2 separate regions of the Homo sapiens genome follow, and region 1 is linked to region 2. A link is a loop called in an ENCODE intact Hi-C map of the cell type or tissue named here. Cell type or tissue: ascending aorta. All regions are shown on one strand. Links, peaks and the distances in the headings refer to the core of each region. The heading gives the core; the rest is flanking DNA.

What was found. A loop is a pair of places that touch in the nucleus more often than their neighbours do. Peaks named below come from ENCODE experiments on the same cell type or tissue, not always from the same donor. Only the 100,000 strongest peaks of a DNase experiment are listed, where the experiment ranks them.
Region 1: a loop joins it to region 2, with 2.3 times the contacts of the local background. A loop is called at or near these places in 8 of 110 quality-filtered maps.

The regions. Positions count from the first base shown.
Region 1 is chr12:54,123,674-54,131,994 of GRCh38, forward strand. FAM242C (family with sequence similarity 242 member C) reads right to left here and starts at 2,722. Exons shown (of 3, transcript NR_170197.1): 1 at 2,654-2,722; 2 at 2,087-2,140. It overlaps LINC02381 (long intergenic non-protein coding RNA 2381), which reads left to right and starts at 2,398. Exons shown (of 2, transcript NR_026656.1): 1 at 2,398-2,939; 2 at 8,317-8,321. RefSeq lists enhancers at 2,772-3,405, 3,406-4,041. In ascending aorta, for the core only: no CTCF peak of the experiment used is centred there; DNase peaks (open chromatin) are centred at 473, 2,468, 3,488 and 3,874; H3K4me3 peaks cover 2,887 bases; H3K27ac peaks cover 5,472 bases.
Region 2 is chr12:54,013,298-54,021,618 of GRCh38, forward strand. It overlaps LOC124902939 (a long non-coding RNA gene), which reads right to left and starts at 4,450. Exons shown (of 2, transcript XR_007063323.1): 1 at 3,507-4,450; 2 at 2,716-3,056. It also overlaps a transcript of HOXC4 not described here, a transcript of HOXC5 not described here and a transcript of HOXC6 not described here. RefSeq lists silencers at 4,606-4,775, 4,846-5,115 and enhancers at 5,156-5,225, 5,157-8,321. In ascending aorta, for the core only: a CTCF peak has its summit at 4,460; DNase peaks (open chromatin) are centred at 3,404, 4,734, 5,554, 6,904 and 4 weaker places; H3K4me3 peaks cover 5,661 bases; H3K27ac peaks cover 4,900 bases.

The DNA of each region.
Region 1 (8,321 bases), core at 225-8,224, 110 kb after region 2:
GTTGACCTCCGTCCCTTTCCCTTCCCACTTTCTCCCTAGTCCCTCCGCTCCCCACAAAGTCCCCCAAACCATTCTGTCCCTCTCCCTCTGCTCCCCACCCACCCTCCCCCACAACTCCTGCTGAAACAGATGAATTTCACCAAAAAAGACCATCAGACTTTCCCCAAGCAGGCCCCCACTGTGCCTGATCGCACACCCCCAGGGGAGGCACCACAGTGGCTAAGCTGGAGACCCAGAAATAAAATCCTCATTCTACTTCCCTGCCCCCTCTTCCCATCACTCATCTGGGAATCCAGGGCGAAGAAGGGAGCTAAAGTGCAGAGCATTCATTTAATATTAACAAATCGAAATGAATTCTTTTAATGCCAATTAACTTCGAGCGGCCCCTTATTAATAGTAATTTAGATTCATACTTGGGAGAAACAGGGACGGGGGCTGGGCCAAATGTGCCCAGAATGTCAATGTGACTGGGGAACTGAAAGGGGAGGGGGGCAGTTTTACTTCTGCCCAGTTGGGTTCCGTTTCCCTGAGAGAAATGGATAGTCACTGGAGGCGGACCTTTGGGAAACACGAATTACTCTTGTAATTTTATTTTTGTTACTTCAAGGAATCTGAATAGTTTGAAGCCATGTCACACCATTTTAATAGTTTATTTTCACAGTAATGCTAAAAAGAAGAATTTCCTCAGAGCTGGGATTTACTTCAAACTCTCTCCTAAGCCAAACCTTACTGACAAAAGGGACAAGTCCCCAGGCCAGCTCTCTACCCTTCTTTGTTCAGAGCTAGAGCCAGAGATCAATATGGGCTTCCCCAATCCCTGCCCCTTCTACCTTAACCAAAACTAAAAGGAAGAATCAACACTGTGTGTCTCTCTGAGAAGTCTCCCCCAGGAGGTAAAAGACCCAAGGGGCTGACCCCTAAGCTGTTCAGCTTACATTTAAGGAAGAAAAACAATCTGCCTGCACTTTTCTTAGAATTTAGGGAAAAAATGAGAATTTAAAATTCAATTTCATGTATCAGAGTTCTCCAGAATACAGCCAAGTGTAAAGAACTTAGTCCCAAATGAAAAAGTTGAACAGAAATTCTGCTCTCACTCGTTTTGCCGGCTTGGAGGTCAGACTGGAGGTGTCCTGAACTAGAACCAGAGCATAGGTTCTGACCCAAGAAGGACACTGTCTACTTCCCAGGCATCCCTCCTTGGCTGGGAGGAGAGGGGAGGATGAGTCCGTTGGAAGCTGAGAATTGTGGAAGCTGGAGATGGGAGTTCTGAGATGGAGGAGGCAGGCGCGTGAAGGAGGTCAGGGAAAGGCAAGTAAATCTACTAACCATTGAAGTTTATAAAATAAAAACCTTAAAAATGGTTTAACATGCAAAAGGTTAAATTTTAAAAAGAGGCCAGGTTTTAAAGAAGGTAAAATACCTCAAATTTAAACAAATAAAAACGAGGAAAATACACAAAACATTTCAAGCAAATTGTTCTTCAGAAGAGGAGAGGTTGGAATTAATCAAAAGACCTTTTTTACACACACACACCCCCCAAGAGTTTCCCAAACAATAAATTCATTTACAAAACAAAAAGAGGAATCAACGCAAAACCTCATCCACACACAGAGGAAAATAAATTGTGGTGATTCTGTAACAGCTGAAAAACTAGTGAGGGAGGAGAAAAATGAATAAACTCTAAATCTATTAGGTGATATTTATAAATAGCAAAATTGGAGGATGGAATGGAGAAAGGAGTTGAACTTATCATTAAAGAAGTAACACATGTGAAAACATAAGGTGTAACTCATCCCCAAAGAAAAGTAAACTCTCCATAAAGTAGCAAGTATACAAATTTATTGAAAAGGAAGAAAGTACCACTCACCCCCCCCAATATAAGTGTATTAATTTGAATTAAAATTTTCTCCAAATCCAAGATAGGTTACACAAAAGAATACAAACATATTTTTTTTCTTTCAACTAAGAGGAAAAACAAAATCCGATTTAAATTCACGAATGGGACAGGAAGGGAGGCTGTGGTTTGCAGGTGCTAGTAAACGGGGTGAGGGTTGTGAAGAGTTTGAGGGGTAGAGGACCAGCTTACCTCGCTTTGGAGCCGCGGCGGCCAACAGGAGTGGGCCAAGGACCCTGCCAGTGCCTGAGTGATAGGGGAAATAAGGAATAGGGGATTCGGGTGCCCCTAGACGAATGAGGAGGATGGAAAGACTGGGGGTGCCCATCTCCCCTCCTCTGCCCGCCTCCCTCCCTCCGGTACCCAGGCCTAGAGAGCTACTGAAAGTTACAAATTGCTTCCATTATTAGCTCATCCCGGGCGGCCTGGTCATTGGCCAGCCCCTGGCCACGTGGTCCCTCGTACCAATCGATCGAATTCTAGTCGCAATTCTCTGTCTGTCCCTCGGCTCTGGGGAGAAAGGGGGGGCTGTGGCGTGGGGGCTGAGGAGGGGCTAAGGCGGGAGGGGCGCCTCATCCCTTCACCCTCCCTTTTCGCCATGTGGGGGCCCTGAGCGCCGCCCCAGAAGAGGTCGAGGGAATGTTGTGGGCTGGGGCACACCAGCACGGCAGAAACTGGAGAAAGCGAGAGACGTCGCCAGGGACCCAGGGACCTCTCCCTCCAGTTCCCCGGGCCCGCCCGGCCCTGATGGCCACTCACGCTATAGCGCCCACTCTGTCCTGGGCCATCCCGCGCCAGCAGTGTAGCCCCCAGCCCGGGCGCCTGAATGCTCTCCCTCCGGATCGCTGCTCGGGTCCCCACTTTGGCGACCGTGCCCCCGAGTCCTGCTTCCCCGGGGCCTGCTCTGTATCAGGCGCCTGCGCCTTCAAGGGTACCCGGCCCGCCTGCCCTCCCCAAGAGCCGAGTTTGCGCTCCTCCCGGAATCGTTTGAGAGAAGGACAAACTTTTGGCAGGATGGAAATCTAGATGAGCCTGTCCGGAGCAGGTAAGCTGGGCCCGGGACGGGTGCGATTCAGCCCGAGAACAATCTGTCTCTCCCCGTCCCGGTCTCTCCCTCCCCTTACCCCTGTTTCCCCTGCAGGCTGACATATTAATCTGCCTTCCCCCGGGAGAAATTTGGGCTGGGGTTGGGCTTCTGTCAGATGCATGGGGTCAGAGCAGCTTTCCTCCCCGAGTTTAGGGACTAAGGTGGTAGCTGGCAGGGGAGGGGGAGGGTTGCTTCCGAAACTGAGGATTGAGGGGAGGGTTAGGGGCCGAGAAACCCAGAGTCTGAGGGAGACGACTTCTTTCCTCAAACGCAACTTGGGGGAACTTCGGAAAAGTTTTTTGAGGGGAGATGGAGAAGGGAGCGGAGTTGGGGTTTCGAGGGCTAAAGTGGGAGAGAGGGTGCTCCGCTTCCCGTACTGAAGGAAGGATGTGTGTGCTTATTCCCCAGTCGGGACCGATTACCAGCCTAGAAAAACCCAGCCGCGTCCCAAACCCGCTCACCCCAGCAGGCCCTTAGAGACGCTTGGAGATCCCCAGACACGCCCCGCGGAAAGGGAAGGAAATGCCAGCCCGAGTTGCCGACTCTGCCGGGACGGGGCGGGGGATCCGCCCAGAGCGGTCCCCTGCTGTCCTGGGCCCTTACGTTGATTCTAAGTTAGGAGTGATCTGAGAGAGGGAATAACTCCCAAAAATCTTTTTTTTTTTTTTCTGAATCCAATTTGAGTCAGAGACCCATTTCCTTGAGATGGAGCCAAGCGAGTGCCCCCTCCCGCCTCCAGCACAATCTCCCGCTCTTCTCCAGTTCCCAAAGGAGGGCAAGGAAAAGGCCCCTACTCTCCTCCCAGGGCTGAGATTTCCTCCCCCACCCAAGAGATGCCCCAGGAGGAAGGAATGGAGAGGTTCTTCAAAGGGCAGTCAAGAGCAGAGGGTGGGTTCAGAGGTCACAGCTGAACTTGGGGCCCAGGACAAGGGGGAAGGGCGGGCCCAGGCCGGTGTAGAAGCTGCGGGGTGGCCTGGGGAAGTGGACAAGGGCAGAGGCCGCTGCAGGTGTTGGGGGGTACCCTGGAGCCCGGGGTGTTCCTGGGCGGGGAGGTCCAGCCAAGCGGCAAGGGTCTGCGCTGTGCCTTTAGTTTTTAGGTTGGGCCCCTCCTGGGGAGCACCCAGCTGGAGGAGCCAGGCAAGTGGCAGAGGACACCTTCCGACTCCTTGGAAAGGGCCAGGAAGCGATCTGGATCCTAGGAGAGAAAATTCCTACGTGGAACATGTGGTGTTCTGGCCCTTCCTGGGTAGACACCTGCAGAGGCCACTTGGCCCTGCCGGGTCAGAAGCCACAAATCTGCCCAGGCCTTTGTTTTCACTATTCCTGAAGTTTTTCTGCTGTGGCCCAGCACCTGCCCTGGCACCTGCTCGGCATCTGCTCATTGGCAAGCCCCGGACGGAGTTGGACTGGCCTAGCTGAGAGGTTTAGGAGGGCTTCCGCTGGCACTGCCAACAGGGAGTTTGGCTTGGTCTCCCAAAAAAAGGGCCTTTGAGAAGGACATGTCCAGGGGCAGACACGAAATCCACTGATACGCAAAACGAATGTAAACCCTTTTCTTTCCTCACATCTTGTGGCCCTTCACACCTCTGCAGTTCAGAGGATTTGGAATGGAAGGCCTCATCCATCCCCAGTCCCAAAGCAAACGTGGGAGCCAGCTTGGGCGTCTTCTTGCAGGCTGCTGGGGCTTTGTGTGCTCTGAGAGAAGATGTCTGGTCCTCTGCCTACCCCACTCCCCCTTTGATGAATGTGGTCCTTTTTGCTCCTGCCTCTCCAATACTACCCCTCGCCCCACCCCCCCACCCCCAACCCAGTCCCACAGATCTATGGGACTATCTCTCTTTTTCTCTTTCCTTGCTCCTCTTCCCCTTTCTTCTTAGGATTGATGGACTGACAGCAGTTTGGCAAGGCTTCCCTAAGCCTGTAATAGGGAGCTGTGGACCCAGCCCTGACTTCTCAAGTAGGGGGAAACAGCTCTATTCCCGGGCCCTTGAGATTGAGTCTCAAGTTGACAGGAGTTGAGAAAGAAATGCATGAAGGATGGCTGGGCTTACGCAGGACAAAAACCTCTACTGGGGAGGGGCCAGTTTTGTGCCTTGTGCCTACTGCTGAGAGGGAATTTAGAAACAAAGGAAGATAAGAAGAAGGCCTAGGGAAACAGCATAAAGGACTGGAAAAATTCAGAACAGCAAAGAGAAAAAACTGGGAGAGAGGAAAAGATGTGAAAAGGCCCTAATGCTGGAGACAGAAAGGTATTCTGGAAGGGTGGCTGGGATAGAGATAACATGAAAGGAATATTGATAAAGAGCAGAAGGAAGAAGCAGGACTAGGTTTGTTTGGGTTTTTAAGATTAGAGATAGTCTGGGGCCTGTTAAAATAGAAAATAGAAGAAAAAAGATTAGAGATAAAGACAGAAAGGAAAAGAAAAGAAAAATAGGGAGAGAAACAGAAAGCAAATGAAAGGAGAGAGCTAGAGAGTAAAAGAAAAAGGAAGGGAAAGAAAGGGAGGTAAAAGTGAGAAAAAATAAATGGAAGGGAGACAGAAAGATAGGTAGAAAAGGAGGAAAGACAGGGACAAGGGAAAGAAGCAAGGACAGGGGAAGGAATGGAAGAAAAAGAGAAAGTGAAGGTAGGGCAGAAATGAAGCAAAAGAAGGAAGGAAAAATGAGAAATGAAGATACAGTGAGATAAAGAAGGAATAAGGGGAGTGAGGGGAAGGCGGGTAGAGAGAGAGAGAAAGAGAAACACGAACTCAACTAAGGTTAACGGTTAACAGAAAGGGGATCCCGGTTCCTGAGGAGCACAGGGAGGAAAGAGGAGATGGAGGGTGAGCAGAAAGGCCAGTTGGGGCCCCTCCCCGCCTCACCTTGGGCTGCGGAGGCCCTGACCGCCACCACTCCGCCGTCTCTAGGGCCCAGACCTGGGTGATGGCTGCCTGTGAACCGTGGGAGGTAGAGGCAGGGGCTGGCTGCCTGCATACGGGCTTCTCTTCTCGAAGCAGCTGAGCGAGCTGGAGTTCTTCCTGCAGCCCTACCTGCCCCCGACACAGCACGCCAAGCTGGACACATGGCGTTGAGGCTGTATGACATGCAGGTCCAGATCTGGTTCCAAAAGGCGTGCATGAAGTACAAGAGGCCAGTGAGGCAGGAATTGTTTGTGGATTCCCACCCTGGCGGCCCCTCTCCCGGGCTCAATCCTCTCACCCGCAGCCCCAAGTGCCTCCATTCCCACCCTACTGGCAGAGGCTGTCTGAAGACCGGGCAGCTTTGTTCCGGGCTCGGGGGTGCTCTGGTTCTGTGAGCTTGGGCCTGTTTGATCATTTGTTGTTGTTGTTGTTGTTGTTTGTTGTTTGTTGGTTTTTTTGGTTTGTTTGTTTGTTCGTTTTTAGATGGAGTCTCACCCTGTCGCCCAGGCTGGAATGCAGTGGCACGATCTCAGCTCACTGCAGCCTTTACATCGCCGGTTCAAGCCATTCTCATGCCTCAGCCTCCTGAGTAGCTGGGATTACAGGCATGTGCCACCACGGCCAGCTAATTTTTGTATTTTAAGTGGAGACGGGGTTTCGCCATATTGGCCAGGCTGGTCTCGAACTCCTGACCTCAAGTGATCCGCCCACCTCAGCCTCCCAAAGTGCTGGGATTACAGGCATAAGCCACTGTGCCCGGTGATCATTTGTTAAATGAGCCCTTTGCACTGGAGGGTTTTTCTGTAGTTTTGGTTAGCCTGCCTGAGTATGTGCAAATGAGACAGGGATGAAGATAAGACCTAGTCCACTTTGCAAGGGTGGGAGGGGAGTGTGAGGGTGTAGGGGTTGGGAGGATGGGAGGCTGGGAGTGAGATCTTCATTTTCTTCCATTGGTGAGAAGAAAAATCTTCCTCCTTTGCTATCCTTATCTCCAACCCTGCCCCAGAAAACCACCTTTCAGGTCAAGGAGTTTCTCCATGCCAGGAGGGGTTGGATTCATCTGCAAAGAGCTTGGGAGGAGGTTTGCAAATCCTGGAAAAGCCAGAGAAAGGATCTCATACATGAAAGGGAAGGAAGACATTCCCTACCCGGGCAAGTGGACCTTAGGTCTGCAGTAGAGTTCACTGAATTCACACACACAAAGAGATTAATTGGTAAGGTGACTTTAGATTTAGCTATAGAGAGGATCAACTTGAGGTTGCTAGGTATCTTTAGCCTGTTGGGCCTGCACTCCCCATGCCCTGCTCATGTGCTCTGGTTGATTCACAAGGTTTCTTAGAGCCAATTCCTTTGTCTCCCAAAAGTGGGATGGGGCAGGTCACTGAGGTCAGCCAGTTCCTCCAAGGGCAGTGTATGCCTTGAGGATGGGCTGGGGCACCCCCAAACCACTGGCTAGAAAGGCATGTTCACAGTAAACCTTGCAGTGCTGTCTCAGGGAGGCCTCTGACCAGCACTGCCTAGCATTGCTCTTTAAGCTTTTCCTCCCCTCTTTTCTCTAGCTTCTCCCTTCCTTTATTTCTCTTTCTCTCTCTCTTCCTTCCAACCTTTCTGATTTCTCTGTCTCCCTTTTCATCCAGTCCAAGTTGGGGATCTTGTACTATCTTTGTACTCCAGATGGCTCTGCTCTGAGCCCTTTAGGCTGGTTAACATGTACCCTGCCCTCAAGAGTTCACTATTTGGATGCAAATAGCAGGATTAGAAGATGGGGAGGGAGCAGCTGGGCGCGGTGGCTCACACCTGTAATCCCATCACTTTGGGAGGCCAGGGCGGAAGCAATGCTTGAGCCCAGGAGTTCAAGACCAGCCTGGGAAACATGGCAAAACCATCTCTACAAAAAATACAAAAATTACCCAGGCATGGTGGTGTGCACCTGTAGTCCCAGCTACTTGGGAGGCTGAGGTGGGAGGATGGCTTGAGCCCAGGAGACGTAGGTTGTAGTAAGCTGAGATCGTGCCACTGCACTCCAGCCTGGGTGACAGAGCAACACCCTGTCTCAAAAAAGAAAAAAAAAGATGAGGGGGGAAATGGGGAGTAAGCTTTGCTAACCAGATGTGGGATGAATCAATTAGTTTTATGTATTAATCATGATTATGACCTTCACATCCCCTTGGCTCACCCCTAGACAATTCTTCCCCACTCCCAGCCATCTGCAAACCACAGTCAGCCTGTCCCTGCTCCCAAAAATGGAATTGCTGATGCCCTCAAGGCTGTTACTCTCCCAGGGTGAGTGAGAGTGAGGTCAATGGCGCCAGGTCGGAGCCTCAAACTCTTAAATAAACAAAGCATATTTCCCTATTCCTGATGCAGTTGGGGGTCATCTATCCCTTGGAATGGAGAGGCTGGCAATTCTGGCTCTTGGCTATCTTTCCACAGAACAC
Region 2 (8,321 bases), core at 175-8,174:
TGAGGCTCAGGGCAACTGGCTGGCCTGTCTGCAGGGCTTGCCTGAAGATGGGGGATGCTAAGAATGGAGGGTGAGGAAGCTTAAGCCTGAAGGAGAGGAGAAAGGAAGGGGAAAGTAAGTGAGCTCGTAGGCAACCAGCCTGAGCCCACATCCTGAAATTCACATTCAATCCTCTGCACAGGAAGATTGTCATCACTGTCATTCAGCCCGCTTGCATCCACTCCAACTTCTGTTCAGACGGTTTAAAGTCCACTCCCCACTTCACCTTGGCAATTGGTCAGCTTACCCAGCCCCCATAGTGTGGGCCATTGGCCTGGAGGATGGGCCTGCTGAGTGGACATCCTGCCACCCCAGTCACAGCGGGGTAAGAGGGCGTCTTTATTGGTATCTTCATTCCCCAAAATGAAGAATTGAAGGCTCAGGGACCCAGGGGGTAGAAGGGTCTCTCACTTCTCTCTGGAGAGTCCTGGACTTAAAAATTCTGTTTATGCCAATAAGATTCTGGTCAAATAATCCCAAATTCCAGAGATACAAGTCTTCTGACTCAGTCAGGAGAGGGGAAAAGGGAGGGGAGGGATCTTCTGGTCTTAAAAACCAGACCCCCGAAGGCTGAAATATTTTTGAGGCCAGATTTTCTTTCTTTCTTTTTCTCTTCTCTTCTCTTCTCTTCTCTTCTCTTCTCTTCTCTTCTCTTCTCTTCTCTTCTTTCTCTCTCTCTCTCTCTCTCTCTCTCTCTCTCTCTCTCTCTCTCTCTCTCTGTCCTCCCCACCCCTCATCTGTCTAGCTCCTGGTCAATGATTTTCCCAGACCTAGGCCCAGGCCAACTCTTGTTTTGTGGAATTTCACCCAGGTCCCAGTCACTGGTCCCCACGCAAACCGGGCCTGAAAATCGGGCCTGAGTAGAGAATTGAGTCGGGCTTCCTTCACAGGGGGACTCCTGCAGTCCGAGAAAGGCTGTGAATTGGAAGCACAGGCTGCAGGCAGCTGGGGCAGCTTTGAGCAGGAGCTCCGGGAAATCTTCTCTAACCTGGGGTCCCTGCTGTGAGCAGCGGCACCAGCCAGGTAACCTGTTCTCAGTGGGAGACACCGGCTACCCACCAGGGAAGCCAGAAAAGAGGCCATTTCGCTCAGACCTCAGGCCTTCCCACAGGCGTGTCCTCCATACTCCGAGGGATGGCTGAGGTCCCGTTTCGTTTTTAAACGTGGAATTATGATTGCTATTAATAAAAATATCTGGCCCAGTAGCCTAGCGGAATGAACCCAGCATTAAATGGCTCCGAAGGGCCTCGCCGCCTTTTCCCCACACCAAATGTGCCATTTATCCCTTGTCCTGTTCAGCAATGTCCGTGGCCCCAAGCCCGGCGCGTCGGAGGGCGGGGTGCGTCTGGCGCCCGGCTTTACTCGAGATGCCAGGCATGGAGAGGGCTAAGCCGAGGGAGCCCCAGCCACCCCCTCATGCAGTACCCGCTCCCCCACCCCTCCTGCCCACCGCCTCTGTTTTCTCGTTTGGAAAGAAATGGAGGTAAAAACCCGTTTTATGGGGGAACGTAATTGTGAGCGGGATGCGCTCTCTTTAGAATCGCGTCCTCCCAAATGCTCCCGCCGTCCCATTACCGGAATGGGGACCATTCGGCTGCTGCAGATAGGACTTTCTCTCCCATTCTTTACTTTTTTATTAGCCAATCAAAGTGGCTTCCGAAAGCCATTTGTGATTTGTGAAAAATAGTATCTTTCAAAATGCTGAGTTGAAGCATCTCGCTCATTGCTCCTTGAATTTATTATTCTAATCTCAACCGTAGAGCTGGAATAATGCAGCTATTAAGTTGGGGGGCAAATTCGTTTCTCTGGATTAAATTTTTTTTCCTCCCCACTCCCTCATTGCATCAGCCAAGGAAGGTGCGGACCTGCAAGAGATCTGGGGGTGGGTGAGAGAGGTAGTGAGCGTCCTGAAGGGCTCCTTGAGGGACCCTTGGATAGGCGAGTGGTTTGGTCTCCCCAGTCTTATCTTCCCCAGATAAGATGCCCTAATGACTGCCTGCTGGCTGGGAAAGTTACCCCGCCCAATTAGGGAGAATTCAGGACAGGTTGTGCCACAGTCTAGAAGTAAAATTTCCGGTGAGCTGCCCGCAGCGCCGTCCCATTCTCCCCGCTGCCCATTGTGAAAAGCTGGGCCAGCGCTTCCTTGTCGTAATTTTTAACTACCTGTTATAAAATTTATGGGTGGGTTTGTGAAAAGAAACGAGGTCCCTGCATCCGGCCTAGGGAACTGCTTTTCTTACTATGGAGGAAGTCTGGGGAAGGCATGAGGTATCCCCTCTTGGTCAGGGTTGAGGCACCCAACCATTGAGATTCCCATGCCAGCTTGATGCGGGACCAAGTGGAGAGATGCCGGCCTTCAAATCTCGAGCCCGTGGGGAGAGTGACCTGCCTGCAACCCCTCCCCCGGCAAATAGTCTCTATGGGGGAATTTATTCTGGACTCACCTTCAAAATTAGGGGTCTGGAAAAACAGGCTGCTCGAAATTTTAGCACAGAAGGTGGAATTCAGGGCAGTAAAAGGTTATTTTTTCAGGCCTCGGTAGTACATCCCAGCTGCCCAGACATTGAATCAGGAAATTTTTCTGAGAAAGGCAGGTGGGTATGGGCAATCTGACACGATCCAAAAGGCTTACTGCCTTGCACCCCTCCCCGCAAAAAGGAAGTAGAGACCAAGATCTTGGGCTTTAATTTTATTTTTAATTGTAAAAAGATTTCAAATAAGCCACCATTTGAACTGGGAAGGGAAACTAGGGATGGTCTTGGGGGAAAATGTCATTCTCTCTAAGAAAGGGACCCCGGGGATGTGGGTCGTTTTGAGGGTCCTAGAAGTTGACCCCAATTCTCACCTCTCCTGCTGCACTGCAGGATTGCCCAGGGTAGGTCTAGTCCCCTAGGTTCTTCAGACCACTCCAGGTCAGGTTTGGTTGGGTGGCTGCCAGTGGTCTTCCACTACTGTTCCTGTCTAGGGTGGAGTAGGAGCTTTCAGGGGTACGGCATAGAGGGGATGTTGTTCTCTTACTAAAAAAAAAAAAAAAAAAAAAAGGTAGGGGTAGGGAGGCACCCTTTCAATCCCTGCAATTCACCAGCCATCACTGCCTCAAGGCCACAAATCTTTGCAAAGCTTTGAATTCCGCCTGATCCAACCTTAATGCCCCCATTTATTAAGGACAATATTTAAAACTCGGCAAGCCAGGAGAGGCAACCGACCCTCAGTGCTTGAAGCTTTCTTTCGCCTGGGCGTCCGCCCTCAGCTCTTTCTGCGCTCGCCTGCAGCAGCCTGGCCCGTGGGGAGTGGGCGGTGGGTGGGGGTAGGGGTGGGGTGGGGGTCCGGGGATGCTCCCTCTATGAGAGAATTGGGTAAACATGGCGACCGCGGCGCCCATTTGCACACGCTACACAAATGCATCGCATTCCCGGTTGTTTGCAGAAAATTTACAGCTGAGTAATAAAAGTTTACGATCGACTCACAAGTTGGATTGGCCACAAGAAGTCATGTGGATTCCATCCATGAACGTGAACTTTTTATTGTGGTTTGTCCGTTCCGAGCGCTCCGCAGAACAGTCCTCCCTGTAAGAGCCTAACCATTGCCAGGGAAACCTGCCCTGGGCGCTCCCTTCATTAGCAGTATTTTTTTTAAATTAATCTGATTAATAATTATTTTTCCCCCATTTAATTTTTTTTCCTCCCAGGTGGAGTTGCCGAAGCTGGGGGCAGCTGGGGAGGGTGGGGATGGGAGGGGAGAGACAGAAGTTGAGGGCATCTCTCTCTTCCTTCCCGACCCTCTGGCCCCCAAGGGGCAGGAGGAATGCAGGAGCAGGAGTTGAGCTTGGGAGCTGCAGATGCCTCCGCCCCTCCTCTCTCCCAGGCTCTTCCTCCTGCCCCCTTCTTGCAACTCTCCTTAATTTTGTTTGGCTTTTGGATGATTATAATTATTTTTATTTTTGAATTTATATAAAGTATATGTGTGTGTGTGTGGAGCTGAGACAGGCTCGGCAGCGGCACAGAATGAGGGAAGACGAGAAAGAGAGTGGGAGAGAGAGAGGCAGAGAGGGAGAGAGGGAGAGTGACAGCAGCGCTCGGTAAGTGTTTCCTTATTGGTTCAAATATGTAACTAATGGTCCGTGGCGGTTTCAAGAATAGGACAGCAGCGGCTTCTCTTGGTTAGGGAGAAGAGGGGGCTGGCGAGAGGGTGGGCGCGTAGTTAATTATGGGGAGGAAAATTGGCGGGGGGAGAGAAACGGGGTTAAACTGGAATACCGGTAACTGGTAGTGGGGCGATTGTGTTGTCCTGATGTCACTGTGTGCCAAGTTGGGGGTGGGGAGGCAAGGGAACAGCACCTGTGGGGCTCAAGCCGGCGGTCTAGGGCGCCAGCTCTCTGCTGCCCACTGTGTCAGTACCTGCTTATTATAGATCTTCGGTCTCTTGGCTAATGGAACTGGGTCGGAGCGGAACTGGAAGCTCAAGCTCCAGGCAGGAGAGAGAACTTAGAGGCTGTGCCCATTGCCCCCTAAGCAAAGTTAGCCCCCCAACCCCCAAACAAACTTTCCAGCTTCCCCTCCCTGTCTGGCAGCCCCCTCCCTCCCAGAGAGCGCGACTGCTAGAGCTCACACATGCGCAGTGTGGGCCCAGGGCCGGGCCGCCGAGCAGGAAGCCGGCGCAGCTAGGCGGCCGGCGGGGCCTGTTAATTGGCAATTAGGGGGGAGGCTGGTGGCTGGTGCGCGTCAGCCGAGAGGAGAGCGTCTGCCCACCCCCTGCTCCCGCCCCCACTCGGGCGGATGGAAGGGTGGGAGGTGCCCTGCGTTGGGTGGAGGGTGGAGGTTGTAGGGTGGGGGTGGGGGATGCTGTACTCAAAAGCCATCTTGTGCTCAGAGAAAAGAGGCCTACCGGCTTTCCCTTCCGGGGTCCGGCGCCCCTCACCCCCAGCCGCGGCCATCCCAGCCGGGATGCCCACTGGACCGGGATGCCCGCTCGCCACGCATGGCTGCTCTGGGCTAGGACCTGCCTCGCCTCGGGGGGAGGTGGAAATGGGGAAGGCCCTAGGCTGGGCGGGGACAGGCCCAGTCCTCCTGGTAGAGTCTCCTAGGTGCTGTGGAGGCAGTGAGGATTCCGGGGGCTGCTGGCTTATGGGGTAGAGGCGTCAGCCTGGGGCGGCGGGAGGGTCCTGGGCACTCGGGATCTCTCTAATAATTGGTGCTAATGGCCTGTTGTATAGTCTTAACCCGACGCATATGGTTTCATAACACAGTGGCTTAATTTCTTCCAAATGTACGTGGCCCTGAATGTGTTGCAGTTTGATATATGACCCCGCCCTGCTCCCCGGCCTGGGTCCGAGGCTCCGAGGCGGCCCCATAAGTGTGAATTTCTGTTTATAAACGGCGACGCACACGCAAACGCCTACACACCCAGGCAGACACACCCGGAGGCGTGGGGGAACATATTCCAGACGAGGTCCGAGAGAACCTGGGGGCCAGACTTACCTTAATCTAAGCCAAGACACCCCCTCTACCCCCACCCTCTCCCAGAGGCGCGACTGGGATTCTGCGCCAAGTCCCAGTGGGGGAGGGGATCGCTCCACGATTTCCTGTTTAAACCCTGACCCGTCGCCTGTGGGGGGGCGGGGATGGGGGAAGAAACCTGTTTTTATCAAATTTTTAAAAATACAGTTTGCATTCAGATCAAACCGTTTGGGCCAGAGCTGACGGTGAATTTTATCTCCCCTCCCCCCACAACCCCCTTCCCTTCCTTTTCTGCCCCCGCTAAATTCCCCTTTCGCAGCCATCATAAAGGCCTCTGAGGTATTCTCCCGCGGGAAGAAATGGCATTTTCTCTCCCCCTCCCCCACCCCCCCACCCCCAGTAGGACTTGTGTGTCGGCAGAGGCGTCTGACGAGGGGCTAATTTCGCTTTCCTTGTTTACGATCGAGAAAAGCGCTTGGCTCTCCCCAAATGGGCCCAGCCCGCCGCCTGCTCAGGCTGCCGCGCGCTCTCCCGCCGCTCAGGCACGGCCCAGTGGCTGATGCCCCGCGGATCCAGCCTGCGGCAGGCCGGAACCCGGAGTCTGTGGGACCTGAAAAGGGCAAAGGGAGTGCGGTGGGACACAAGAGGGGCCCGAGAGGCCCGAAAAAGGGAGCCTTTCTCCTGGAGTAATGTGGGAATCGCCGACCGGTGAGGCCTCTATTTCTCTCTTTCGCCTGCATTTTGTCCGCCCCCGCCCCTGTGGATGGCCGCTGATGGGGGGGAACACAAGTGTCCTTTGTCCGTCCCCGAAAGAAAACCTTTTCCAGAGAAGGCCATTCAGGCCAGTGGAGATTCACCTAGAATATTAGAAGGGCCCCCTCCCACCCGAGGGGCGGGCCTGGGCGAGGCTGAGGTATTTCTCTTAATCCTAGAACGACCTCACTGAGTGTACCCACAGCGAGATTTGGAGGTGCTAGAGTTCGAGGTTGGCCGCTTAACAGCACCATCCTGAGGTGTCTTTATATAATATTTTAATTGATTTTCTGTCCCTTCCTGGCTACAGCCCTGCAGCTCCCCCACCCCCATCCTATGCCCTTCACCCCTAGACCCATCCTTACAAGACAGAGGCAAGCAGAGAAGGCATAGCAGCAGCGACCGGCGCTCTGTTTTCATTTTCCACTCTGGCCAGGGGATAAACTGGACCCCAGTGGACTCCAACACCAACTCTCTGCTTCCCAGTTACTTTCGATTTTCTTTCCCTTCTCCTTCTTTCTCTCCCTCTCTGGCATTCAAACAGAAGCACAAGAGGACCCACCAGTGGCAACTCTAAGCCTCCTTGCAGGCCACATTCCCTGCTGACGTGGTCCTTCCTGCAGGAGAGCCCTTCTGTGATTATCTAATAATAGCCAGGGTGGCTGAGAATAGAATCTGGCTCAAGGACTCTGCACACCCGGGGCAGAGACACTGAATCTGTGGGTCAGGGCCTGGCAACATTCCTTGGAGCCTCCCCCTCTGAGCCCACTCTTTGGGCACCCTTAGGCTTGCCTGCCCCCCTTATAAGGGGCTTTGTCAGCCCTGCCATCCGCTGTATTTCATGTGCTGGTTCCTAGCTAAGGAGAATTGGGCAGAGCAAACCCTTTCTCACCCTGGTCTGACAGTTGTGATCCCGACAGAATGCGACCTTGTTTGGAGAAGGCGACCTTGTTGGGTTGGCTGTGTTCTGAAACCAGGCTTGGGAGTGTTATATATTTATTATATACAGGCTTAAATATACAGACTCAGGCTTATGCATGAATATATACAGACTCATATTTCCTTGGTGGTTAATTGTATATTACCATGCCTATATTCGCTCAAACACCATTTTATGTTCATGCAAAATTTTGTTAGTCCTCACTAGATGAGAGTGGGCTCATGGAGGCACCGGGTGCACTGAGCAGGCCCTCTGTGCATGCTCTGCTGGAAATATGTGCTCACTGGAATCGGAGTATGCGGGTTCCAGTAACCAATGGATGCCATAAAGGCTTTCTCAGACCTTATTGCTTTTGTTGCCCAAGCAGCTGGACTGGGGAAATACTAAATCCCTTCTGCTTTCTCTCCACACCTCCTGGCAAACTCTCCCAACTTAGAAATTATTTTACAAGGGAGACCAGTTGTCTTGAAATTGAGTTCTGCGGGATTCTTTTCACGGGCATGGTGGGGCTGCAAGCAGTTCGGAGTAGTCAGGGCCCTGGCGCTGGAAGCCTCACTGGAGCGATGAAGGGATCAGAGTGGTTAATAAGGTGGCCTCTGGACAGTGATCTGGGGCAGCTGCTGGCCAGGGTGCTTGGAGAAGCTTGTGGAAAAGGCAAGCCAAAAGGGGTAGGGATGCAGTGAATATCTGTTTCTCCCCCTGCTTGCCCCAGCCGGCCGCTCACCCCGCCCCAGCCCGATTTGCCTGCATCCGTGGCGGCAGATTGGGAGTTCTCTAAGGTCCCCCAAATACCCAGATCTGGTTACTGGATGAACTGCGTTTTAATCCTCGTCGCTATCTGAGCCAGGACAAGACCTGGTCAGGGAGACGGCTGGTCCGGGCAGCACGGGAGAGGACGCTGGACCCGCTGCCTGTGGCCTGGAGCACTGAGTATGGGCTACCAAGGCTGAGAATTGATGGGCCTCCTTTCCCAGCCTTTTTCCCTTCCAGAGACACAAAAAGACAGAGCAGAGGGGAAATATCAATGTCAGTGGAAAACCCCATAAAAGAAAGCAGGGACCAGAGCGGGGCTGGAGGGGTTTTCCGCTACTCTCTCTAGGTGATCGGGTTCCTCCCAAGACTCTTGTCCAGAC